2 separate regions of the Homo sapiens genome follow, and region 1 is linked to region 2. A link is a loop called in an ENCODE intact Hi-C map of the cell type or tissue named here. Cell type or tissue: dorsolateral prefrontal cortex. All regions are shown on one strand. Links, peaks and the distances in the headings refer to the core of each region. The heading gives the core; the rest is flanking DNA. Region 1 has its middle 35 kb from the start of LINC03002. Region 2 has its middle 91 kb from the start of LINC03002.

Region 1 (4,405 bases), core at 84-4,083, 56 kb before region 2:
TGGAAAACCAAATATCTTATGTTCTCACTGATATGGGGGAGCTAAGCTATGAGGACACAAAGGCATAAGAATGATGCAATGGACTTTAGGGACTTGGGGAGAAGAGTGGGAGGGGGGCAAGAAATAGAAGACTACAAATTTGATGCAGTGTATACTGCTCAGGTGATAAGATGCACCCAAATCTCACAAATCACCATTAAAGAACTTACTCATGTAACCAAATACCTCCTCTACCCCATTAACTTATGGAAAAATATAATAAAAAAAAAGAAACACAGCTTACAGGTAGTAGAGTTGGAATTGAACTCTACATCTGAAATTTCACTATGTATTTATCCAACTAAGAACAATTCATTTTTCTTTAAAGTGTTTAAAACTTTGAACAACCAGCATTTTTCAATGCTTTTAGTTTTTAGGGAGTATAATTCATGTGAAAACCAAACTTTTGGCTAAGTATCACCTGCCCCCAAATTGTGGAAAGTAGGAGTACAGGTTTATAATTTTTACCACTATTAACGGTAAAATTCACTCCTGTGTAATTATGATTTGGCTGTTTATGCCCTGTTACATCCCCAGTAGCTCTTGACCCTGACACTACCCCTTTCTCTCCAATCATAAAACACCTCAGATTGCAAGTCAGAGTGACATCACTGGAGTGACAACTCTAAATTTGTGTTTTATTCTCAAATTGTCCTGCCATCCATCTCACAGTGATGACAACACAGGAGTTTGTTAAGGCATTGGGGATGGCAGGTTGGGAAATGATGAGCCAGTCAATTATTCACAGTTGCGTTTTCATTACACTTATCAAGCACCTGTTGTGTATCAGGCATTGCTGCATTTAGTTCAGAGTCAGTCCTGCCTTTTGATCCAGAAGGGTCCCCTTCTCTACCCATCCTACACCGTGAGGTGAAGGGAACATGACAGCTCAGGTTCCCCTGTGCCCCCAGACCATGCTCGAATTACTTGGGACCTGGAATTCCCCGCCCAAATGACCCAAGCCTTCTCATGGCTTGATGCAGCATCTCCTAGGCCCATCTTCCAGGGGGTGGATAACATCTCTGAAATGCACACTCAGATGGCCAAGAGGTGACTGCTTGCAGGGGACGGGGAAGGGAGATAAATTTTGGACAGACTTTGGGTTTTGGGTTTGTCCTCATAAAGAATGAGGAAACCAGGGAGTAAGAAGGGAAGGGGAGAGGGTTAGACTGGAAGGGTGCCTCCATTTCTACAGTTGCTCAGCCCAAGGGCTGCCAGGAATCCAAGAATGACAAAGATTAATTTAAAATTTTTTTAAAAAAATTTAAAGGCTAATGTAAGCATGCTATCTTTTAAAAAAAATTTTGCTCTCAAGGAGTTTTCAGGCTGGCCAGAAAGGTAGAAAAATAAATAGATCCCATCTGTACAGCAGAATAGGGCTACTTAGGCCAGCCTGACATGCAGATGTAGGAACTGACTGCAAAGAATGAATATTTTATTTTGTTTTATTATTTTATTTTATGTTTTAGAGACAGGGTCTTACTTTGTCACCCTGTCACCCAGAGTTCAATGATGTGATCATGACTCACTGCAGCCTCAAACTCCTAGGCTCAAATGATCCTCTTGCCCCAGCCTCCCAAGAAGCTGATACAGGTGCATGCCACTATGCTCAGCTAATTTTCAATTTTTTTTTTTTTTTTTTTTTTTTTTTTTTTTAGAGACAGGGTCTCCCTGTGTTGCCTATGCTAGTCTCAAACTCCTGGCCTCAAGTGATCTCGCACCTTGACCTCCCAAAGTGTTGGAATTACAGGCATGAGCCACGGTGCCTGGCCAAGGATGAATCTTGTAAACTAGGAAAGAGGATGAAAGGATGAAAAAGATAAACTAGGAAAGAGGAAATTGAGGTCAGGGTTGGGGCGGGGAGGGCGGACAGTGGGAGGGCAGGGTGGAGAGAAAGAGTACTGGCTTGGAGAAGCCATGAGGCATGGAGCAGGAAGGTTTCCAACTCTGCAAAACTGGGCTCAAGGCCCTCCAACCATGCTCTCATTTCTTGCAAAAAAATAAAATAAAATCCTGTACATGCATCTGGAAACAAGTAGAGCCAAATACACATGTGTTTAACTGACACCATCACAGTGTAGGAAAGGAACCGATGCATAGCTTAGTGTTCTTGAAGCAAAAGTCCAAGGTGGAGAAAGTATAAGAAGTGCGTAGAGATGTTGGCACATCTCAGCAAAAGTCATCTCTTACACTAGGAGGTTTAGCCTTATTTGAGAAGTGACAGGGTTTTAAGCACAAAACTGACATGATTAGACTTGATTTCAGTTAGCAATATGGAGGAATTTCAAAAGCATTGAAGACTGAAGATGCAAAGAACCAGTTAGTAGGTAGTTATTATAATCCAGGTGAATGATAATAAGAGCCTGAGCTACATTAATTTGAAATCTCAAAATGAAGATGTCTGTATGCCTTGCTTGCCACATAGTAGGTGCTCAGTAAATAATTATTGAATGAATGAAGTCAATGGCAATAGGATTGGATAGAGAAAGGGTATGTTTTGGAAATATGAAGATTATGAAAATAAAATGTGGGACTGACAAGGTCTGAAGTCAGGGATAACTCCAGGATGTCTTTTTGAATGTCAGGCAGATGACGGTGTCAGTAACTAAAAAGGGATGTCTTCTGAAGGGGATATGATGAAACAAGTTGAGATGACTCAAAGGCAACAAAATATAACCCTAGAAAAGTGGGTATAATTTTTAGTTTGTATCAGAATACCTAGACCATTTGTAAAATGCAGATTCCCAATTCTCATTCCCAGATCTTTCAATTCACAAAAGATGGGATGAAGCCTGGGACTCTGCATTTGGAATGTGCATCCCAGGTGATACTAGGGAAGGGTGAGGACAACTTATTTTGAGAAATTTGTTTAAATCTAGAGCTTTGGTGAGAGGTTGGAAATATAGATTTGGGAATCATGACTTAAAGATAATAAAAACCAATACTGACTAACCACAATGTGACAAACTGTTCTACGCTTTTTACTGTATTGACAAACAGACTTCATGCCTCTCTCAGGTAGATATTATTACTCCCTGTATTTTACAGATCAGAAAACTGAACCATAGAGAGGTTTGTGAGTGGCAAGTGGCATATACAAGATTTGAACTTAGGCAGCCTAAGTTCAAGGCCAAAGCCTGTGTTCTTAACCATTATTCTATTCTAGTCCTTGATGTGCTGTATTACTTGTTGAGAGTAATTAATAGTGGCAAAGGGGATGAGATTGCCCAGGAAGATGTTATGCATGTGGGTCAAATACTGAATCCTGAAGAACATCAAATATGAGTGGCAGATGAAAGTAGAGGATTAGAAGAGACTAAAGAAAAGTCTGTGAACCCATACTGGACTCTTTAAAGATAACACAGAGAGTAAAACTGCAAAGAAACTCTTAATAAATATTTTTTCATAGTAACATTGATGATGAAAACATAAGTATTCTTAGGGACCCTGAAGGAATATTTCACTAAGGTATCATCTAATGGCACGCTGTGATGTTTCTTCATAATATTTTCAACTACACTGTATTTTTTTTAATTGCTGAAAATGGAGGAAGTAACCTGGAGACAATATAATTTACGTTAAGATTTTTTTAAGGAACAAAATGAATGTGTTTTACAGGTAGATGTTAAATAGTGGAAACCAATATGAAGAAAACTGCTTTTATTGCTGATGAGTTATCTATCTCCAACAATAATCAGCATTTGGAATGGGGATTTAAATTCTAGTCTTTTTTGTACAACTCATACTCATATCTCAACTGGATGAACTTGAAAATGCAATTGGTTTTCTTGGTATTTGCAAATACTTAGACCTTATTAATTTTTGGTGTCCACAATCTTTATATAGTCACAGAAACACACTTTAATCTCTTGAATTTTCCTTTATTTGTCAGCAAACATAGTCTGCTAGTACTGGCAAGAATGTTAAATTCACATTAGGAGATACAAAAATAAGGGACTTCTATATAACAATAAAACAATTTTCTGGCAATAATTTAGTCAATCATTGAAACAAATTTTGAAGACTATGGAACCATTTGCTCTGATTGCACGTTCCTTGGCTTTCTGAAATATATTTTCTGTCACTTTGTGGGTCCATGAATCCCTGGGTGCACTAAAAGTTTAAAGAAACAATCAACTTCTTTTTCATTATCCTGTCTCTACTCAGTCACAGGATGGCCTTGATTTATTTGTGTAGTGTAAAAGAATCTCTTTTTTCTCTTGAGGGAGTTCCATCTGAAAAGATATTCCTCATTATAACTAGTCACAAAAATACTTAGAGTAAGCAACTGTCTGAACCCCAAGGTAGAAAATACAGTATTTGTATAAAAGTCTGCCCCAGTCTTTGCTTTCTCCTCATCATGATT
Region 2 (4,405 bases), core at 259-4,258:
TAAATGAGATATAAGATCAATGTATTGCAGATGAACAAACAAGTCTAAAACTAAAACTATTAATGACGAATCCTGAGTACTTATTCAAAAATAAAATTCTGTATCTCTTGGGGTTTATTCGATACTATCTGAAGAAAAGTATAACATTCATGCTATAGAAGAATGAGAAAATTACTTGGAGGAGAAATCTTGTCTATAGTCAATTACAGAATTTCTCTGGCATGTTACTAGGCTCCACAAAGAGCTGTCAACAATTAATTTGACACATGTGGGATCATCTAACTTTCAGTGCAGATATTCAGTATGCTAAATGTAAGACTCATTGTCATTACAACTCCACAAAAGCTTATTTTGCAGGAATTACAGATGTAGGTGTTCATCAAAGTGAGCAGAGTGGTGAAGATGAATATATGTTTCCAGCTCCTAAAGGAGCCCAAATCATGTGCTGGGAGATAAGGCCAACATAGAAATGGCAAAACAAGGAAGCAGGAAGCAGGAATAAAACTGGTGGAGAAGGCCATGCATGGTAGCTCAAGCCTGTAATCCCAGCACTTTGGGTGGCCAAGGTGGGTGGATCGCCTGAGGTCAGGAGTTCAAGACCAGCCTGGCCAACATGGTGAAACTCCATCTCTACTAAAAATATAAAAATTAGTTTGGCATGATGGTGGCCGCCTGTAATCCCAACTACTTGGGAGGCTGAGGCAGGAGAATCTCTTGAACCCAGGGGGCAGAGGGTGCAGTGAGCCGAGACTGTGCCATTGCACTCCACCCTGAGCGACAAGACAGAAACTCCGTCTAGGGGAAAAAAAAAAAGGCGTTGGAGAAAGTAAAAACAGGCATTAATCACACTTTTTCAGAATCTATCAAAATCCTTTAAAAGTTTGTACCTTTTACTCAGTAATTCCATATTTATAGAAATTTATAATAAGAATGATTGTCTAAAAATTAACATACGAAAATATTTTAAAGAAGTACAAATACAGAAATATAAAAATATTTGTTTATATTATTATTATTAATTTATGCAAATATAAAAACATTTATAGCAAGGACAAAGTAGAAACAATTAGAATTTCAAACAAGCAGCAATTAGTTAAATAGTGTCACATCCTGAAAAGGAATGGCATACAACCTAGAAAAATTATGCTTCAGGAAAATATTTATTGACTTGAAGAAAATATGATATATGTTTAAGGAAATAATATGAAATATAGAACACCCTATACTGTACAATATTAATCATATAACATCCATAAATAAATATAATAAAACATATGATCATACCCTCTATACTTCTGAAGGACGCTGGATGAAGATGATGACAATGAACCATTAAAGGGATTTCATCTCCTTTTCTGGCTCTGTGAGCCCTGAAAACCAGGGACATAAATTTCAGAAAGACTACATTATTATTATTATTATTATTATTTTTACTTTAAGTTCTGGGATACATATGCTGAACGTGTAGGTTTGTTACATAGGTATACCTGTGCCATGGTGGTTTGCTGCACCTGTCAACCCGTCATCTAGGTTTTAAGGCCCTCATGCATTAGGTATTTGTCCTAATGCTCTCCCTCCCCTTGCCCCCCACCCCTCAGCAGGCCCCAGTGTGTGATGTTCCCCTCCCTGTCTCCATGTGTTCTCCTTGTTCAATAGAAAGACTACACATTTTTTTTACAGATACTAAATGACTACAGTAGTGTCACCTTCTTAGCTCCCAGAGTAAATAGATAAATTTAAGGTCATGAAACACGTGCAAAAAGGAGGCCATAAAAGAATAGCCCAATGTACTCCTGACATCGTCATCTCATCAAAATTAATTTTGTACTGCAGGAACAATGTTAATTACCATGACGTTTAACTGGAAAATAAACGCGTTATTTAAAATCTAGGACATCTGTTAGGAGCACAAACTTAAAAAGTAAGCAGGCTAAGGGAAATGCCAAGAGTGTGCCCAGCTCTTGCCAAAGAGATCTTTCACCTTTATGTACAAACTCAAGTTCACGCTGATCTTTGATGCAATAAAAAATGTACTGTACACTGTGAGACGAATCACCATAAACATTGTGGACTGTCATCCTGTGGAAGTGTGGGAGGCCACCTGTTCTCTGTACAAAGGACACAGACGCTGGTGCTGGGACCTGAAACTCAGACGAGGAAGAGAACTCAATAGGGACGCTGTCCCAGACCCTGCCCCAGGCTGATCTTTGGTGCAATAAAAAATGTACTGTACATCGTGAGACAAATTACCATAAATATTGTGGACCGTCATCCTGTGGAAGCATGGAAGGCCACCTGTTCTTTGTACAAAGGACATAGATGCTGGTGCTAGGAACTGAAACTAAGAAGAGGAAGATAACTCAATAGGGACGCTGCCCCAGACAAACGTCAAATCAGCCAGGACAGCCCCAGATAACACAGTTCTCTTATTGCTCAATCTCCAGGGACATTTGCCCAAAATTAGAGCCCACAGCCAAATACGTGGAGGCTAGGGAAGGACACTGCACTATAGGCTAAATGACTATTATCTTTGGCCTTCCAAGTCATCAGTAACTTTCCAAGGAGAAGAACTGCGAAAGAGCAGGAATATTACTACACTATTGACAGTGGTGCCGTGAAAAGCTGCAGGCTGTTAAGATAGAAAGACTTGATCCAACTCAGTCATTTATCAGCTGTTTGAGGACAAGTGTCTTGTCCTCTCTGAATACATTTTTGGATCCATAAAACTGTGAATTATATCTCCTTGGCAAGGTTTTAGGAGGATTAAAAGAAATGTTATAGGTAAAATGCCCAGAATAAATGCCTAGCATACAATAGAGGTTTAATAATAGACAAACTCTATTTCCCTTTTTTCACCTTCTTTTTTAGGTATAGTTCTATTTATTAGTTGCTTTAAAACAGCAAAAAAGTGAAGGAGGAGGAGAAGAAGGAAGAGAACAAAGGGAATTATTTTAGTGGGTTCAGACATTATAAAAATTGTCTAATAAAATAACAGGTTACTACCAACTCTAGTTTATGTCTAGGTGCCAGTTAATGCCATCTCTCTCTCTCTCTCTCTCTGTGTGTGTGTGTGTGTCTCTTTGCAAGAAGCTGTTTGCAGATTGTTCAACTGCAAATATTTCTGTGCATGTGTTTTGTGTTGACTTTCACGTGTTCATTTTTATTTTGTTAATAGAATTAAGAAAATAAAACCTGGAAACCAAATTTCTAGGCATTTTCTAGAGATCACAAGAAACTTGAGACCTGTTGTCAGTAGAACTATATCAGAACCACCTGAAGAGATGGTTTAGTTTCATTTAATTAATTTGCATAAAACAAATGCACAAGGGGAGATTGAGAGAAAGCATGTGTTTGCAAAAGGGTCCTAGATCAGAAGACCTACACGACACATTCATTCGTTTAACAAATATTTGTTGGGAAACTTTCACAGGACTGTGCTAGGGACGTGGATATTTCCCACGCTGCTAATTGCACATGGTCTCCTAAGTGAGGGCTGCAAAAGCCCAGAGTCACTTTTTAGCTGCTCTTCTGCTATTTTCCCAATAAGCGTCAGAGTGGGGACTAACCAAACCAGAAGTTTCCAGAATGTAATGCTCCATAGCTTGTAATGAGCAGGAACTAGAATGAACAACTGCATGTTAGTCACTTTTACAAGCAATGAGGACTACAGACCATGCAGCAATATAACAAAGTGGTGGCTTGTTCTAGGGAAGACACAGTGAAATACACTCACCCAGCTTGAGATACATGTGATGATCTAAAATCATGACAAAGTGTGTTTTCATGTTACCTATCCCTCATCTGAACGCTCATACAATGAACAGCTGACCCTCTACACCAGTGGAAGATTTTTAAGCAAGGTGAGATATTTCTACACAACACTCACCCATTTTGTGAAGAAAACTTCTGTACGTTGTCAAAATTTCTTATAATTATACCTAGTTTCCTGCAACTAGAAGTTGTCAGCATAGTAGTCATGTAAATCGCAGTTAACATTTTCATGGATAGAAAATTTATCTGGCCTATTTGTACCATTCCTTTGGTCATTAAAGTCTGGCTCGCTATTTCTGTCTTTAGAAATATGTTACCCTGTCTCCCTTATCTGTTTTAGTAGTATGTTGTAGCAAGAGTTTTCATTAAAAGAAAACAACTGCTATGATTTGATAAGATGGAAAAGAAGAGTTAGGAATAGTCACAGTCTCAGAAATAATTCTTGCTTTTCTTTACTTTTAGAATTTTTTTGATGGAAAAATAAGTAAAAAGAAGACATTATAAAAAATTAGTCATAATCCTAATCACTTTGTGTCCGGAATTGGTGGGTTCTTGGTTTCACTGACTTCAAGAATGAAGCCACGGACCCTCGCGGTGAGTGTTACAACTCTTAAGGTGGCGCGTCTGGAGTTTG

What was found. Peaks named below come from ENCODE experiments on the same cell type or tissue, not always from the same donor. Only the 100,000 strongest peaks of a DNase experiment are listed, where the experiment ranks them.
Region 1: it touches region 2 in a loop (2.2-fold over the local background); 4 of 110 quality-filtered maps call a loop at or near these places.

The regions. Positions count from the first base shown.
Region 1 is chr6:134,572,758-134,577,162 of GRCh38, forward strand. No RefSeq gene overlaps it. Among named protein-coding and RNA genes, the nearest start is that of LINC03002, 35 kb to the left of the region's middle. In dorsolateral prefrontal cortex, for the core only: no CTCF peak of the experiment used is centred there; no DNase peak of the experiment used is centred there.
Region 2 is chr6:134,628,589-134,632,993 of GRCh38, forward strand. No RefSeq gene overlaps it. Among named protein-coding and RNA genes, the nearest start is that of LINC03002, 91 kb to the left of the region's middle. In dorsolateral prefrontal cortex, for the core only: no CTCF peak of the experiment used is centred there; a DNase peak (open chromatin) is centred at 2,142; H3K4me3 peaks cover 946 bases; H3K27ac peaks cover 4,000 bases.